Linked DNA regions of Homo sapiens: region 2 is linked to region 1. A link is a loop called in an ENCODE intact Hi-C map of the cell type or tissue named here. Cell type or tissue: B cell. All regions are shown on one strand. Links, peaks and the distances in the headings refer to the core of each region. The heading gives the core; the rest is flanking DNA.

Region 1 (8,329 bases), core at 17-8,016:
CTGTTTGAAGCCATTACATTTTGGGTTGATTTATTATGAGGGTTGATTATTAACACATGGGACTCTTGGCTCAGCACCCCCCTAGTAGCAGTGGCAGCCAGCAGAGGGAGACTCGAAGCTTTCCTGTGTTGTTCAGAGGAAATATGGATGACTAAATTTTGGTATATCTATACTCTGGTATACTGTAGCACTATTAAAAAAAAATGAAGTAGGCCAGTCACAGTGGCTCACACCCATAATCCCAGCACTTTGGGAGACTTGAAGCTTTCCTGTGTCGTGTAGAGGCAGTGGTAAGAGCCAGGGCCACTGTGAGGCAAGAGAGGGTGACTTCAGGCCAGAGGGAATCTGGGTGGGGCTTTTGGGCTATGGCCTGGATGGAGGATGAGAAATTACAGTAGCCTCAGCCTTCAGTCTGAACACTTGTAGGGCACATGGCAACCAGGGAGAGGGACACAGTCCCAGAGGCCAGAGAAGGCAGATGGTGACTCTGAGCCTATGGCCCCAACTCTCCCTCCCCCACACAAGGCCACTGATATGTTTTGGCTGTGTCCCTACTCAAATCTCATCTTGAATTATAGTTCTCATAATCCCCAAGTGTCATGGGAGGGAGCCGGTGGAAAGTAATGGAATCATGGTGGTGATGGTTTATAAATGGCTTTTACTCTCTTCACTCAGCTCTCATTCTCTCTCCTGCCACCCTGTGAAGAGGTGTCTTCCACCATGATTGTAAGTTTCCTGAGGCCTCCCAGCCATGTAGAACTGTGAGTCAATTAAATCTCTTTTCTTTATAAATTACCCAGTCTTGGGTATTTCTTCATAGCAGCATAAGAATGGACTAATACAGCCACCTAAGCCACACTTCCCCTTAAGCATCCAGGCACAACCACTGGAGAGAAGCGAGACAAGGGAGCTATCTGGGGAGATCAGGAACTACAAGAAGGACCAGTTTAGATGATTGGACTGGACAAATGGAATCCACACATAGGGGAAAGTGTCCTATTGTTCCCACTGGCCAATGGTTGTGGGGCTCAAGAAGACAAAATAAAGAAACAACATTTATCCACATTTCCAAGTTGTAATGTGAATAACATTTGTGATCTTGCGAGCTACACACACACACACACACACACACACACAAACACATGCACATGTAAATAGAAAACATCTGAAAGGATCTATGATCAATTGATAACAGTGATTACTCCTAGAGAGAGATTTTTTACTCTATTGGTTTTGTTTTTATTTTTAAAAATGTATTTATCTCTCTTTTTTTGCTAAAAGCATTGAAGGGGGAGAGAGAAGAAGAAAGTATCAGGTGGTGGAGGAATACGTCTGAAAATGATCGTTGGGTAGGCAGGTCTGGGTTAGGAATCCTGGATCCACAACTTACCTGCTGTGTGTTGGAGGGCAAGTTAATAAATCCCTCTGAGCCTCAGTTTCCCCATCTATACAATGGGGGATGGCAATAGGACCTCCTTCCTAGGACAACGGTAAATATTCAGTGAAATAACCCATGTAAAGCATTCAGATCAGCACCTGACACGAAGTCAATGTTAACTTTTGTGTATAACAAATCCTATCATCAGCATGTTTTGCTTTTGTTCATTATTTTGAAAGATTAGAAATTCAGAAAAATCAAGAGAATAGTATAATAATCACACATAATCATTCCACCTAGATTCACAGCAAATATACAGGCATGTGTTCTCCCTTTTAAAAATGAACCAAACATTACAGATCAAGCTGCAGCCCTCCCAGCCACCCCCGGGCTCCCCTCTGGCCTCCTTTCTCCTGGGCAGGTCCCAGCAGGAGTGTCATGCATTTGCTTTTGCTCCAGTCATTCTCCCAAGTGCAGCTCCCGTGCTGGGTGGTTGGAGGCCTTATACCCTGAACCCGATGATGCAGAGAGGGACGCCTAGAGACACAGGTGGCAGGTGAGCAGCAGGCGAGGCAGGAGGAGCCATCCAAGGGAGGGCCCCATGAGCTGCCCCACAGAAGGGGAGGTGAGAAGAGGGCCGGAAGCTGTTCCAGGCGCCTGATGGGCTCTGAGATCTGCCAGTTTCCTGACAATGGTTTAGTCATGATCACCTGCACACAGTCCCAGGGCCACTTGCAATGTCACCTGCACAGTTAGCCCCACCTCCCAGTGTCACCAATACAGTCACAGAGTCACATAGAATGTTCCCTGTACCATCAGCCCCATCACCCCATGTCAATCCAACACATACAACGTCACCTGCCCATTAGCGAGTCTCACTATGCACAGCCAACACTCACTCATGCTGTCACCTGCACAGCCACGCAGTCACTCACGACCTCACCTGCTCACGCCCAGTCCCATCGCAGTGTCACAGGCACAGTCATGCAATTTCCACAGCAGCGTCCACACAGTCCCTCATGGTGTTGCCTGCACACAGCCACGCAGTGTCCCAGGCACAGTCACACACAATCCCACAGAGTCACCTGCCTGCAACCAGCCACGCACAGTCATTTGCCGTCCCATGCTTGCCGCCCCCAGCCTTGCCAGGGGGTCTGACATCACAAACAGTGTCACAGGCAGACCCCTCCCCTGCAGAGCCCTGCCCACAGACCCCACTGCCCACCATGTGCCCGCCGGTCAGCCTGGGCTGGGGCTGCCCTGGTCAGAGGCCTGGGCCTGCCTTTGCCCTCAAGCTGGCTCTTCAGGAGCAGCTTGGGTTCCACTTGAGCCCCAAGGATGATACTGGAGCCGGGGGCCTGCTGCTGCTGGAAGCAGAGCCAACGCAAAGAAAAGCCTTTGTTCTTGGTGGGTCGGTCATTAAGAGGAGCCCGAATCCCTCTGCCAGCCCCTCCCCTCCAACAAAGGAACAAAACAGCAGCTATTTTTAGACTCGTGTCAAACTCCCCCTCAGACCCTGGGTGGGGAGTCCCGGTAGAGGGGCGTCTGCGAGGGCTCTAATGAGCCTGCGGCCGGCAGGTCCTGCTCTCCAGGCAGCTGGCCCTTGGCTCTGCCGGGGGAGAAGCGAGCCCAGGATACTCCAGAGACAAAGAGGAGGGCCAGACAATGAGAACAATGCCCGGAGCCCCAGGATGCCCACTTCCAGAGAGCAACCCCCACTCTTTGGAAGGAGGTCTCCCTGGACACAGGGCAAGGGCATCAGGACACCCCCTACCTTGTGTAATCCTCCAGGCACCTCACTGGCTCCGTGTCCCAGAGGAGGCAAGTGACTTGCTTGGAGGGGCAGGTGATTTCTGCTACATGAACCTTGTGTGATGGGATACTCTGGATGGCCCAGATCCAAGTCTGATGGTCCAGATCCCAGCTCTGCCCCTTACACTTGTGTGGCCTCAGGCCTCAGTTCCCCCACCTGTAAAATGGAGATGAGGCCAGTCACGGTGGCTCACACCTGTAATCCCAGCACTTTGGGAGGCCGAGGTGGGCGGATCAACTGAGGTCAGGAGTTTGAGATCAGCCTGGGTAACATGGTGAAACCCCGTCTCTACTAAAAATACGAAAATTATCTGGGCATGGTGGCGCGCACCTGTAATCCCAGCTACTCAGGAGGCTAAGGCAGGAGAATTGCTTGAACCTGGGAGAGAGAGGTTGCAGTGAGCCAAGATCGCACCACTGCTCTCCAGCCTGGGCAATAGAGTGAGACTCAGTCTCAAAAAATAAAATAATATAAATAAATAAAATGGAGATGATAATTCTCGCCTCCACAGTTGCTTTGAAGAGTCTGGGGGATAAGACCTGGGCACATAGCAGGTCCTCAGCCAGTCCGAGAGCCCTGGATTGTGTGGGCTCCTTGCCAAGCAAGGGCTTTGTCTTGTTCAAAGCTGGATCCAAGGGCCCAACGCACTGCCGGGCACATAGTAGGTTCTCAATAAATATTTGCTCAAGAGGTTAATGAAGGGTCCTTACCAGCCTTCAGCCCTACAGGCTTGACCCAACTTAAGCCACTTTCTTCCCAAGCGCTGCTCCCCAGCCTCCTCTTGGAAAGAAACTTGCTGGCTAGGGTGGAGCCCTCGTCTGCAGGTGAGAAGCTGCCTCCCCAGGCTGGAAGTCCCATGCTGCAATGACAGCGTTCTGACACCAGGGGGCGCAGTCTCTTAAGGTTTCCACAGCAGCCTGGGTCCTTCCCGCGGGGGCCTGGAGGGCTGGAGAGGATGCGGCCCACCCGGTGGGGCACCTGCCCACCCTCGTTAGCGGAGATCTACGGGGTCGTTCTAAAACTCTATGGAGCAGCAGCATTACAACCAAGTCATCATCCCTCAAAGCTTAGAAAGAAGCACTTCTTCAGGTCTCGCCTCCTCCACTGACTTTAAGCCACTTTCTAGTGCCCTGTCCTCAAAGACTATCTATGGTGACCCCCTTGCTCCCCAATTCTTGCCCGACCAGACTTCAAGATTCCTTGTTCTGTCATCCTTCTGTTCCCCCAGCTGGGGAAGCCCAGACCATCAGAGCCGGAAGGGTCTTCCTAGTTGATCTCATGGTCTTCCAGCCCATTCTACAGATGGGAACACTGAGGCCCACAGAACAGAACTGCATCCTCCAGGCTGAACAGCAAGGAGGAAGCAGCCAAGACCCATGCCCAGGCTCTCTTTTTCAGCTGGCGCCATTTTGCTCATGGATTGTTTCACTGTTGTTCTAGGGAAAGGGAGAATGGGGAAAAAGGAGGGAAGAGAAGGGGAAAAAGGGAAGGGAAAAGGGAAAAAGGAGGAAGAAAGATCCTGAGCCTTCTTATTCTGTTCCAGACCCTAGGCGTTCCTCTTCACCCTCGGCATTTCCCTGAGTCCTCTACAAACCCTTGAAAAACAACCCATGATTATCTCCATTGATGGATGAGGAAAGTGAGGCCGGGTGAGGTTGCCCCAAGTTTCACAGCTAACAAATAACAGTACCAGTATTTGCCCCAGGGCCATCTGATTCCCAAATTGTATATGGTTCAACCTAATACAGCAGAAAGAAATTCCCACATTCTTTCTGCTGTATTAGGTTGAACTGCATAAAATTGCTGTTCCCATGGCCAGGCATGGTGGCTCAAGCCTGTAATCCCAGCACTTTGGGAGACCAAGGCAGGTGGATCACTTGAGGTCAGGAGTTCAAGACCAGCCTGGCCAACATGGTGAAACCCTGGCTCTACTAAAAATTAGCCAGGCGTGGTGGCACGTGCCTGTAATCCCAGCTACTTGGGAGGCTGAGGCAGGAGAATCGCTTGAACCTGGGGAGGGGGAGGCTGCAGTGAGCTGAGACCACCCCACTGCACTCCAGCCTGGGTGACAGAGTGAGACTCCATCTCAAAAAAAAGTAAAAAATAAAATAAAATAAAATTGCTGTTCCTGTAGGTCGAAATTTTTCAAATATCTGGTATGCTTAAACTCAACACTATGCCAAGGGAAACCCTTATCCTGAAGGTAAGAGCCATTTACTAGAATACTCTGGTGGCAGTGGGGGAGGGGAAAACCTATTTCTTTAGGTGCAAAACACCCTGGGGAGACTGCTATTCCCTCCACCCCACCCCCAAAGCCCAGATCAAGATCCTGGAGTGGCTGCCTGACTCTAGAGGCCCAAGTTCAAGAACTTCTGACCACAGAGGGGTCACACAGCATGGGCAGGAGGAGCTTTAGGGTGAAAAGTCCTTGGGTGGGAATGTGACTTCTCCAGTGATGCCAGGGAGGACCCTTGGAAGAGAGATGAATCTACATAGTATAAACTTAGAATGTCACAGAATGCCACAGAATATCATGACTAGAATGCCACAGAGTGCTATAGAATGTCCAGGAATGTCGTAAAATGCTCTGGAATGTCAAAGAATGTCACGGGGTATTCTGAATTCTTGTAAATGTCAACGGATGTCATAGAATGCTGCAGATCATTGTAAATGTCATGGAATGTCAAGGACCACCTTCCGAAGACAACGTCATCAGACAGTGCTGCAGATAGCTGTAAATGTCATGGAATGACTTAGAACATCATCATGCTAGACCGTTGTCGGGTGTTACAGAATGTCAGCACCACAGAATGTCACGGAAACTTTGAGACAGCCGGAAAGGACTTTGGTGATCATCCAGGTTCACCTGCTCATTTTGCAGATGGGAAAACTGAGGTCCGGAGAGAGAAAGGGCCTTGTCTAGTGAAGCTCAAGCAGATGGTCGTTGGCAAATGCAGATTCAAAATCTGGGTCTCTGGACTCTCCACCCAGAGCAGCCTCCCTCGGCTCAAGGCTCTTGGGGACTAATTAACCCTGTGATGGAAACAATGGTGCCTAGTGGGTATTAAGCAAAACTCCCAGTTCTGACTGGCACTAGCCTTAAGTCAGAATGGGGAATTAACTCCACATGTGGGGCTTTCTGGTCTGGGAAGCAAAATAATGAGTTATTTGCACTGAAATCAACATTCCTGCTCTGCAGCAGAAAGAGGGTGGGTGTGTTGGGGGAGCCCTCGGAGGCCGCTCCCCAGGCCCTGTGCCAGAAAAGGTGCCCCCTGGCTTTCCCAGGAGACACTCCTGGCACAGACAAGGACTCCAAGGTGCCCAATCTTGTCAACAACTCTTGGCAGAGGCCCAGGGGCCCAGGAGGCTGTGAGGTGAGGGAGCAAGAAAGGGACCCCGGAGGGGGAGCATCTGATGTCACATTGGGTCTTTCCAGCCAGATGTCAGACAGCCAGGAAGAGCATTGAGTGGATGGAAGTTAGTGGGAAGCGTTGGAGGAACCCTTTGGCTCTCTTGGCAAGTTTATAGGTGAGAGATGATGGAGGAAGGAACAACAGGGCAAGATGGGCCAGGCGCAGTGGCTCAAGCCTGTAATCCCAGCACTTTAGGAGGCCGAAGCAGGCAGATCACTTGAGGTCAGGAGTTTGAGACCAGCCTGGCCAACATGGTGAAACCCCATCTCTATTACAAATAGAAAAAATTAGCCGGGCATGGTGGCACGCACCTGTAATCCCAGCTACTGGGGAGGCCGATGGAGGAGAATCGCTTGAACCCGGGAGGCAGAGGTTGCAGAGCGTTGAGATCATGCCACTGCACTCCAGCCTGGGAGACAGAGTGAGACCCTGTCTCAAAAAAAAAAAAAAAAAAAAAAAAGAGGGCAAGATGAACGTGGGTCTAGGAGGTGATCTTCCCTGGCCTCTGCACCTGACAGGCAACTCAACCATCATAAGACATGCTCTGCTTCTCTCCTTTGTTTCCCAAGCCCCACGTCTTCCCTCTCCCTCCCTCTCTCTGGTGCCAAGAGCTCCAGGACTAGTCCCTCTCCCTCCAGCCTCCTGGGTAGACCCCTTGGTCCCATAGCCCACCCTGCAAGTCCTCTGATCCTTACAGATGAACAAAGCCCTGGAGCTGCCTGCCCTAAAGGGAGATGTCAAACAAGGAGAATTTCGGGATCTGCCCCCATCGCTGATGCAGAATCCCTCCCCCTGGGTGCTGGTCTGTGGACCTTTCTGGGTTCAGAGCCCAGAGCCTGCCCAGGGTGTTCCCGTCCGTGAGGGGAGACTGGGCAGTGGCACTGAGCCAGCTTGCCAGGAAGGTCCCTCGGGCAGTCCCCGGGCTGGTCCTGGCTGACTAGAGCCACCATCACAGCTGAGGCGGGGAAACCTTGCCCCTTGGGAACTGGGCTGGCAGTGGCTCAGGGCATTACGCACCTACCCTCTTAGCAAAGCCATCCCTTCTCTCCGAGAGTTTCCTCCCTGAAGCTGTAAAAATAAGGTTCCTGCAGAGCCTGGTGGCAGAGCTGAGTTCAGGAAAGGGCACAAAGAAAAAATATACGGGAGGGAGAGGGTGAAGGGGCTCCAGCAGGGGCAGGCTGTGGTGCAGGAGGGTAGGGGAGGCCAGGGGTCATGGAGGACCACATTGGGGAGCTGCAGGGCGGTGCTCCTTTCCCTTGTCTGCACTAGTGAAGCTTTTCTCATGGGGCTCACGCCTGTGTGCTGCCGGACGCTGTCCATGTGGACACGTGTGCCTGGGTGCATGTGCTCGTGTGTACACGCACCTCTGGGGTCATTCTGCATGCTGGAGTCTATGTAGGTGACACAGGATTGCTGCAAGAGCTGAGGATAAATATGATAATGATATGCAAATTGTATGTGAGGCTTAGGAATAAGAGTAATAGAAGGCAGTGCTGGGTGCTCCTGGACCAGTCCCCTATGTGCAGGTTGGGCGCCATATTTATTCTTGTGCCAATGTCATGTACATTCCCTACCCCGCCCCCCACTCCATCCGCCCTTTGCCACCCGGGCTCCCACCTCCTGAGTTAGGATGAACTGGAAGAAAGGCATAGAGAGGCAGGAGCCCAGAGAGGGAGGGAAGGGGAGGGCAAGAGGAGAGAGGCTAAGATCAATGCGATGAAGAAC
Region 2 (8,329 bases), core at 192-8,191, 260 kb after region 1:
TGACATTCCCCTTTACTTCCCAAAATCACATCAAATATTGAATTCACAGCCTTTGAACCATTTCAAATCCAAACTCTAAATAAGGTAAAATTACTTTGGTGGAGTGTTAAAGTCACTTCTAATGTACCTCATACTCTCAACTTTTCCTACAATTCTCATTTTTCTTTAACATACGGAAGTCCCAATCAACTGGAGATAGACAAAGCTTTCAGGAAGATTTGAAAAGATTAATGTGTTTTAAAGAAGGGTTTGGCATTACTGAGGTGATTTTCTAAACAAAACTCAAGAGTACGCCTCCTTGTACCTCTGTGAGTTCTAATGGATGCGTAGAACCTTAGGAACTCCTCTCCTATAGTTAGAAAACTGGGGAACTTTTTTTCTTTTCTTTTTCAAGTGACCTACTATTAATATATCCTATTTTTTCTCTGTATTTAAGAAGGCCAAATAGAAAATAATGCTGATATGGGAGTAACTGTTCACATTGAGAAATGAGAACAGAATCCCAATCTCATTTATTGTCTATACTTGGACCTGTTTACTATTCTTAATTGGAACAAGACATTATCATTTTTAGTGTAAAACACCTAAATTCTATACACTATGTTTTAATTCCTGCAGCTATCCGAGAAGCGAAGAAATCTTGCCAAGTGACCAAGTCACTTATGTGAGCTATCCCCATGTACCGAGGGTAGGTATCGCAGTTTCCAGCAGAAAACCCCTATCTGTCCTGGCTGATCAGTATCTTTAATCCTACTTTCTCTGGCTTTGACAGCACTTGGTCCAAACCTAAAGGGCAGAGAGAGCTTCAGAGTTCCAATGACACTTGGTGCTCCAATGACAATGAGATGACGGAAGAACAAAATATTTTTAATAAGCAATCTTTTCCAAAGATGACTGGACATAAGGCACTGTCAAAAAGCAATTCCCAGAGACACCCTCTGGTCCCTAAACAATACTGCGAAGTCAGAAATGGCAAAAACCTACATACTAAGAAATAGGGTAAACCACTCATAAACTACCTATTAATTGTTGAAAAGAAGTTGATACTCCCCATCAAAAAATTAACAACCATCAAAAAAGCTTATGTGCCGAATGCTGGTTTAGCGGCCAGATGTAGTGCCGTGGAGGAGTAACGTGGTACCATGATGGATCCAGGCATATTCAACATTCCTGCGACAGTGACCATGGAAGAGCTGTGCATTTGTCCTGAAGATGTAGGGGGTGGCGGGGTGGAGACAATCTATCATTAAAGTAGACTTAAGTGGAGTATCATTCAGAAGATACCACCTTCCCCCACCACCAAAGAAAACACAATAAAAGAATCTCTCATACATGTATCTGAGACACTAGATCATTACGCTCTGAGATGAATCCCCCACATGTGTGGTCTTGTCCCCATCTTCTGCCAGATGCAGAATCATCTACAGGGATTTTTAAAACTGCCTCCATTTTCAGGTCACGTCTCTGTAACATGCAAAGACATACACAGTTTTTCTGTTCTTAGTAAGAACAGAAAAACCTGTCATTTTGAGATATCGTGACACAGAAAGCTTGGTGCGCAAGAAAACATTCCACGTTACCACCGCATTTACAGTCAAGAAGATTCCTAGACAGCCCAAAGCCCAGAGCAAAAAGCTGGATAGCGCTGGTGCCTCAAGCCCAAGGAAGGGCACAGCTGGGCCACTACAAAAGGAAGCTGGTCTCTTCGGCAAACAGACCATCTGTGCCAAAGAACATTCCAACTAACAACAGTGCTGTACAAGCTCGGGAGGAATCAGCAATCAATTTGTAAATGTTCAAGATAAAACCAGAAAAATCTTTGAAAAAGAATAAAACTGCAGGGACTTACATACCTCCATGTCTGGCCTAAACTTATCTTCAAATACAGCCATTGCTGCCAAGGAGCCAGAACCTGCAAGAAAAAGGTGCACTTTTAGTGTATTTTATGATATCCCAGCTTATCCATCTCAAGTTTACCTAGGGGCAAGAAAAACAGCAAAACATGCCCAGTGTCTCATTCAAGTACAGTGTAAATATTAATTCTACAGGGCCACATAAACCAGGTAAAAACAGTGCTCTTCAAAAGCCTGGAGTCACACTTACCACTATCTAAGGTAAATCTGCAACTGGTCCTACTTCCACCACTGACAGGTATAATTGTAAATTATTCACAATAAAATGCTGAAGCATGAAAATGAGGTTATGGAGAATTTGGATTTTGTTCAAACAGTGACTGCCACATAATTTCCCGTGTTCTATGCTGTGAGTCTAGTGCTCCATATTGTGCCTTGGCAGGCTGCTGGGTATAGCGCTAAATACCAAGCCAGTTCCAAAGAAAAGATTGTTTTAATGAGCTGGCCCTGGTAGAGTCACCTTGACACGCAGGGAAGAAACTACCGCACCAGCAATGGTAATAGGACTGCGAGCAGCAGCCACCAGGTTATTCCAGCTACAACTGTAAAACACTTTATTATGTGGCATTTATTTGGAGCTATTATTTTTAGTTTGTACTTTGAAGAGTAACAGCTGAATAGACAAAATGACAGACAAAGAAACAAAAATTTATTATCACAATAGCAAATGGCTGAAAGGTTATGCTGCATAGGTATTAACGGATAGCAAATTTATCCCTACAAAAGTAGGACGTAAAGCCATTACAAATAAGCGTGGGCTCCCTTTGAATGGATGCAAAAGGCAGCTAAGCACTCCTTGAAAATTTAAATTTGCTTTGTTCAAAAACCAGAGAATCTTTAGAAAATCATCATCTTGTCTTTACAGGTCCTGGCAATATTTCAGGATACTCCACTTTTGGAGAGAGGATAGAGTTGCCCACAATTTTTTACTCCAATTAGAAGATTTTTTTGGCATTTATTACTTTTTAACTTGTTTTGCATAACACTATCTATTTAGCTGGGTCACAGAGAAAACCATATTTTCTATTTAAAATGATTTGTGTACATCGCTTGACCACCTCAATGGTTTAGCAAAGGAAAAAGGCAGCGATTAAACAGTTTCAAATGAGGTGTCCTGCTGATTTTATCAAGTCTGCTGAATGTATAATGAAAAAGGAGAAGCTGACAGCAACGCCGCATTGAGAAAATACAGACTACCTTATCTGAACCATTTAAGGAGGTCCAATTATAGATCAAATTTAAAGGGTAGAAACAGCAGATTTACAGACACAAATCAATGAACATGGTAATCCCGATGAATATGACAGATACTCCTGTTAGGGAATATTGCTGCGGTTGAGGATCATTACCTTCACAGTACCGGATACATCACATCTAAAGCCATAGGAAGCGTCAAGTGTAAACCAGCATTACAAGCAATGACTATTCATTTAGGCTTTGGGAGCAAAAGGCAACCCGATTTTCCCCTCCTCACAATTTTTTTCTCCTTAAAAAAAAAAAAAAAACTAAAATGGTGATCTAAAGGGACATTAAAAGCCCTCTGAAAAGGAGATAGAAATTAAACAGATATAAAACTAGTAAACTCAGATAAAACTAGCACATATGTGAGAGCAAATTCAGCAAAACAAACCTCTGAATTTCAAAGTAAACATGTCCTTGAAGATGTGGAAACAGGGTCAAACTCCACCAATGTTCTGTGAGTCACATATTTACTCTGAGATTCAGGGGTCAAGGGGGAAAGTTAACCTAAGTTGCTGTTTTCAGGCCCAGGTGAGAACCAGTCTCAGACTTACTAGTAAAAGCAAGCTGGTTTTGTGTGGAAAGCGAAAGACAGCTGCCATGAACGAACGAGGCAACTGCAAATGAAGAATCTCAGGAAAAAATACTCCCAGATATAGACCAATCCTGCACAGCACTGATGAGCAGACTGGTCTCTTCCAACAAAGTCCAAGAATATCTCCACGAAGAACACAAGGGTAATCAACCAGAGGCCAGAAATAAACATTTAAAAAAGGACAGGGAGAAGACAGGTATTTAGCTAGGAGCTAACAACTTGTGGAAAACTGTAATGAATTGTTAAAAAAGAAAAACAAGCTTACCTTAAAGGCATTTTTCCTTAAAAATCACTAGCTGTTTTTTCCTCCGGGGCCATTCCTTTCCTTGGCAGTTGCACAGTAAATTTTTTTTTTTTTGCTCTATTCTTTTTCCTAGGCACATATATTTCCTTCTGCTCAGCTTCACTCAATAATTTAAGAAATGAAAAATATTTCCCTCCCCAAATAATTATTTCTTTAAAACCTTTTTCCTGGCCGGGCGCGGTGGCTCACGCCTGTAATCCCAGAACTTTGGGAGGCCGAGGTGGGCGGATCACAAGGTGAGGAGATTGAGACCATCCTGGCTAGCACAGTGAAACCCTGTCTCTACTAAAAATACAAAACATTAGCCGAGCATGGTGGTGGGCGCCTGTAGTCCCAGCTACGCAGGAGGCTGAGGCAGGAGAATGGCATGAACCCGGGAGGCAGAGTTTGCAGTGAGCCCAGATCGCGCAACTGCACTCCAGCCTGGGCGACAGAGCAAGACTCTGTCTCAAACAAAAAAACAAACAAACAAAAAACCTTTTTCCTGCCTAGAAACAATATTACAGACAAAATTTCTATAAGTGGAAATAACACACTAAACCCACAGACTCTTGGAACAAAAGAGTTTCTCCAATGTGGGGAGGCTCTCTACATTATCAGACAGGCATATAAGACAAGTAAACATAGGACTTGGGGCTTTTACTACACTGTATTTCTGGCTTCCCCTTTTTATACCTCAAAAAATACATACATACACACACACACACTCTCTCTCTCGAGAAATTTTCTGAAAAGCAGGAGCTTCCCAACCTGATTCTGCTTCCCATGAAATCAAAGACAAGAGGGCCCCAAAATAAACTTGAAAAGAAAGGGAAATTCAACATTAAAAATAATTTCTAAATCACTTGCAAATTAGCTCCTGCTCCCAGCTTTTCAGGAAAGGAGGACTTTGGCGCCCCCTTTTCAGAAATACACAGAAGTGTTTGGAGATAGAAAACCTGTCAACAGGTTTGTAGATACCTCTGAATGTGTGTCTGCCATTTAGAAAACTGGGGTGAGAATTTCAAATACAGCTGCAATTGCCTGAAGTGACAAGAGAACATAATTTCAAGGCAATGCAGTGGGGGACACAAGGAACAAGAAGTTGGCCATTTAAAAAAAAAAAAAAAGATGGTAAACTCAGGCCAGTATTCTTTAAAGATAATTTCATTCAAGTTTCCTAGATACTGGTCCAACATCCAAAACTACATACAATAAATCACCAGTCAAATGCCATTCTACTACAGCCACCATGTGACCTGTAAAACATTAATATATTACATCCTCTTTTCCCTATAAACCACTAATAATGCCCTGAGACATTCTGTTATTTCAGCATCAACTACCTAAGCTGGCACTCTCTTCATACACAAAACCAAGGCGAAAATCTTTTGAAGGATCATTTGCTCTGATTTTTTATTCCAAAAGCAGAGACATCTTAGACATCAGAACTGTCTGGTTTCCCATTAAAGAACAGATACACAGAAAAGCCAGGGGACAGCGTGGCCAGGACTGGGCCTCTGCTGTACACTCGAGTATGCCAGTGAAGGAAAGGCAGGTCAGAGAGGACGTGCCCTCCACAAATGCAGGCTATGCTCCATGAGCAAGGGTGAGGCCTCAGAGAACTTACTCCAGTCAGGAGGAGAAGGAAGCCAAAGAGAAGAACAAGGGCCTTCTGCTAAGCACCCGCCAGGTGCCATGCGGCCTATTTTAGGTCATTTCATCATCCTCATAGCAACCCACTAATGTGAGAAAGCTCCTTGTCTAGGACTACAGGAAACAAGCACAGGGGTGGGATTCCTGTCTCAGCTGTTGACCCTATGTCGCGCTCTCATACAAAAAGTCCTATATGCTACAATACAGTTGAGAGAGGACACGCAAGACCTTCCATGACCAGGTTTCTACCTCCTTCGGCTCCCTCCCATCCCCCATACACACCCCTGATACTCCACCAACACCACGCTGCCCATGATTTCCTAAATGCCCGTGCCAGTTCAAGCCTATCTCACAGAGCACATGGCAGTCCACAGAACTCCCAGTCACCCTTCAAACTCCAGCTGAGAGATCACTTCTTCCTAGAACCCTTCCTTGGTCACTCCCCTCCACAGGGTTTATCACTCTCATCTCTGCAACTTGTCCATCCTTTCATATCTGCAGCCTCCATCCCCAACAGTCTCTGACACATGGCAGCATTAGGAGAGACGCTTATTGAATGAAGCTGCACTAAAAGTGAGGCCAACTACCCAAATGAGGGAGCCAAAAAAAACTCTAAGCTGCCCCTGAAGGTGTGAGGATAGCAGTAAATGCCTGGATAAGGTGTAAAGCAATATTTATCGCCTAGTTTACCATACTAGGCTGAATATAAGACAAACTCAAGTGTAGAGCCAGTTCAATTTTCAAAAAGGAAAAAGGGCCTTAAAAACCACAAAACCAAGTCCTGTTATATGTCCTAGTCCAGTCCAAACCACTGTGATATCACAGGAGTGAATGGCCTTTCCTGGATTTCTGCACTATATTAATACTACTGACGCTCTCGGTCTCATCAGTAGTTTCCATGAAGCTGCTCCTTAGCAACCTTCCCCAAGCCTGCCTTTCAGCACACCCACGGTTACTGAGTACCCAGTACTGCTTCCAGAACAAAGCTCTTTAAAACAGAAAAACAAGGTGCAATTCAGTGACCAGCACTTAGGTGAATGTAAGTGAGGACACTATGATGGCTACCTAGTCCCCTCAGACTGACCTCCTGCATCCACTGCCCTCCCCCAAGCCCACCTACACACCCTGTTCAACACCCGCCACCCCAACCCACCAAGAAGCCGGGCTGTGGAGAGACAGGGAGGCAGGGAGGACAAATGTCTCTTTCCCTTTCACCTGCAGGGCACTCCCCCATCCACTGCAGACACTCCACAGCTGCTCCAGCTAGGTCCTCATTCAAAGCTCCTCCTGCAACCAATGCCCTGTGGAGTCCTGGAAAGAGCACCTGGCCTGCTTCCCAGCTCTGTCAGGGCCGGACTCACCCACAGACCCTCTTGTCACCCACATCTGCTGCGCCCCAGGAGAAGGAGTCCCAAGCACCAGTTCCACAAGGACCACACCTCCAGCCAGTCTGTTACAATGAAACATCTTATAATAGCAGGCCCACTAGCTTATAAACAAAATTACTAGCTCCTTTAAGAATGTAAAATAAAAGCCCTGAAACTCCGAAAAATACATGCAACATGCAGAACATTAATAACTAAAAAGAGCTCACAGATAACTACATCAAGACTCCAAGAGAGAAGACAGTAGTTTACGAAAGAGAAAAGGTAGAGGCCTATATACATTAAGCAACACTGATCAAGTTCACTAGCAATCAAAGAAATATGAATTGAAGTAAAATAACTACCTTTTGCCTTTTTAATTAGCAAAGATTAAAAAGAATAATAGTGCTGACAAAGGTGTGATCAAATGGGTACTTTGACACACTTGGAGAAGCAGAAATGGATAGAACTCTTCTAATGGGCAATGTAGAAACATCGATTGGAAATCATACAGCTATACATACCCACCAAACCAGCAAATCTCTTAGGGACTTATTCTAAAGAAACACATGGACAAGTACCCAAGTCACGTATCTTAAAAGATCATTGTTTAGATTAAAGGGGAAAAAAAAAATACCTGGAAGTAAATGTAAAGGTTCAACAATCAGGAGCCAGGGAAAATAAACAATAAAATACTATACACACAGACATTAAACATGACAAAGTAGAAGTACATTTTTTTGGCAATGGGAAGAGATCCATGCTATAGTATTTAGTGGGGGAAAAACATGTTCTAAAGCAAAATTAACAGACATGCTTATGCACTATATATTATACAAACCTGGAAGCATATAAATCAAAATATTAAGCTTATTTCTGGGTGGTGCTATTTTCTTTTTACTTGTATTTTTAAATTTTTCTTCAAAGTGCAGGCATTAATAGCAATTTTTTAAGGTATAAAAAATTGAAGAAAATCCAACATTGTGAGGGGATGGAAAAAACAAGCAAAAGACCAAGACTTTGCTAGCTGTCACAGTCTCCGTGTAACAGCAGCAGCAGGCAGCTTATTCCTTACATTTGTATACAAGGGCCTAAAGGTCAATCCATGCATGAGTCAACAGACCCAAAGAACAACAGCAATCAATCATCACAAACAAATACACCATGTCTCTCCTGCCTAACGTCCTTAGGAGGGCTTCCTTAGGACCGTCTTAGAGGTACAATCATCTTAATAATGAAGTCCTCTGAGCGTTTCAGCATGGGGCTAGACCCCACTTAT

What was found. Hi-C counts contacts between places; a loop is a spot of excess contacts. Peaks named below come from ENCODE experiments on the same cell type or tissue, not always from the same donor. Only the 100,000 strongest peaks of a DNase experiment are listed, where the experiment ranks them.
Region 2: it touches region 1 in a loop (20-fold over the local background); 47 of 110 quality-filtered maps call a loop at or near these places.

Annotation. Positions count from the first base shown.
Region 1 is chr9:124,122,925-124,131,253 of GRCh38, forward strand. No RefSeq gene overlaps it. Among named protein-coding and RNA genes, the nearest start is that of LHX2, 120 kb to the left of the region's middle. RefSeq lists an enhancer at 35-194. In B cell, for the core only: CTCF peaks have their summits at 94 (motif pointing right), 4,068 (motif pointing right) and 4,280; DNase peaks (open chromatin) are centred at 122 and 4,087.
Region 2 is chr9:124,382,745-124,391,073 of GRCh38, forward strand. PSMB7 (proteasome 20S subunit beta 7) reads right to left here. Exons shown (of 8, transcript NM_002799.4): 6 at 1,854-1,912. LOC124902267 (a long non-coding RNA gene) reads right to left here and starts at 1,847. Exons shown (of 2, transcript XR_007061764.1): 1 at 1,333-1,847; 2 at 1-1,206. In B cell, for the core only: CTCF peaks have their summits at 4,949 and 5,153; a DNase peak (open chromatin) is centred at 4,937; H3K27ac peaks cover 376 bases.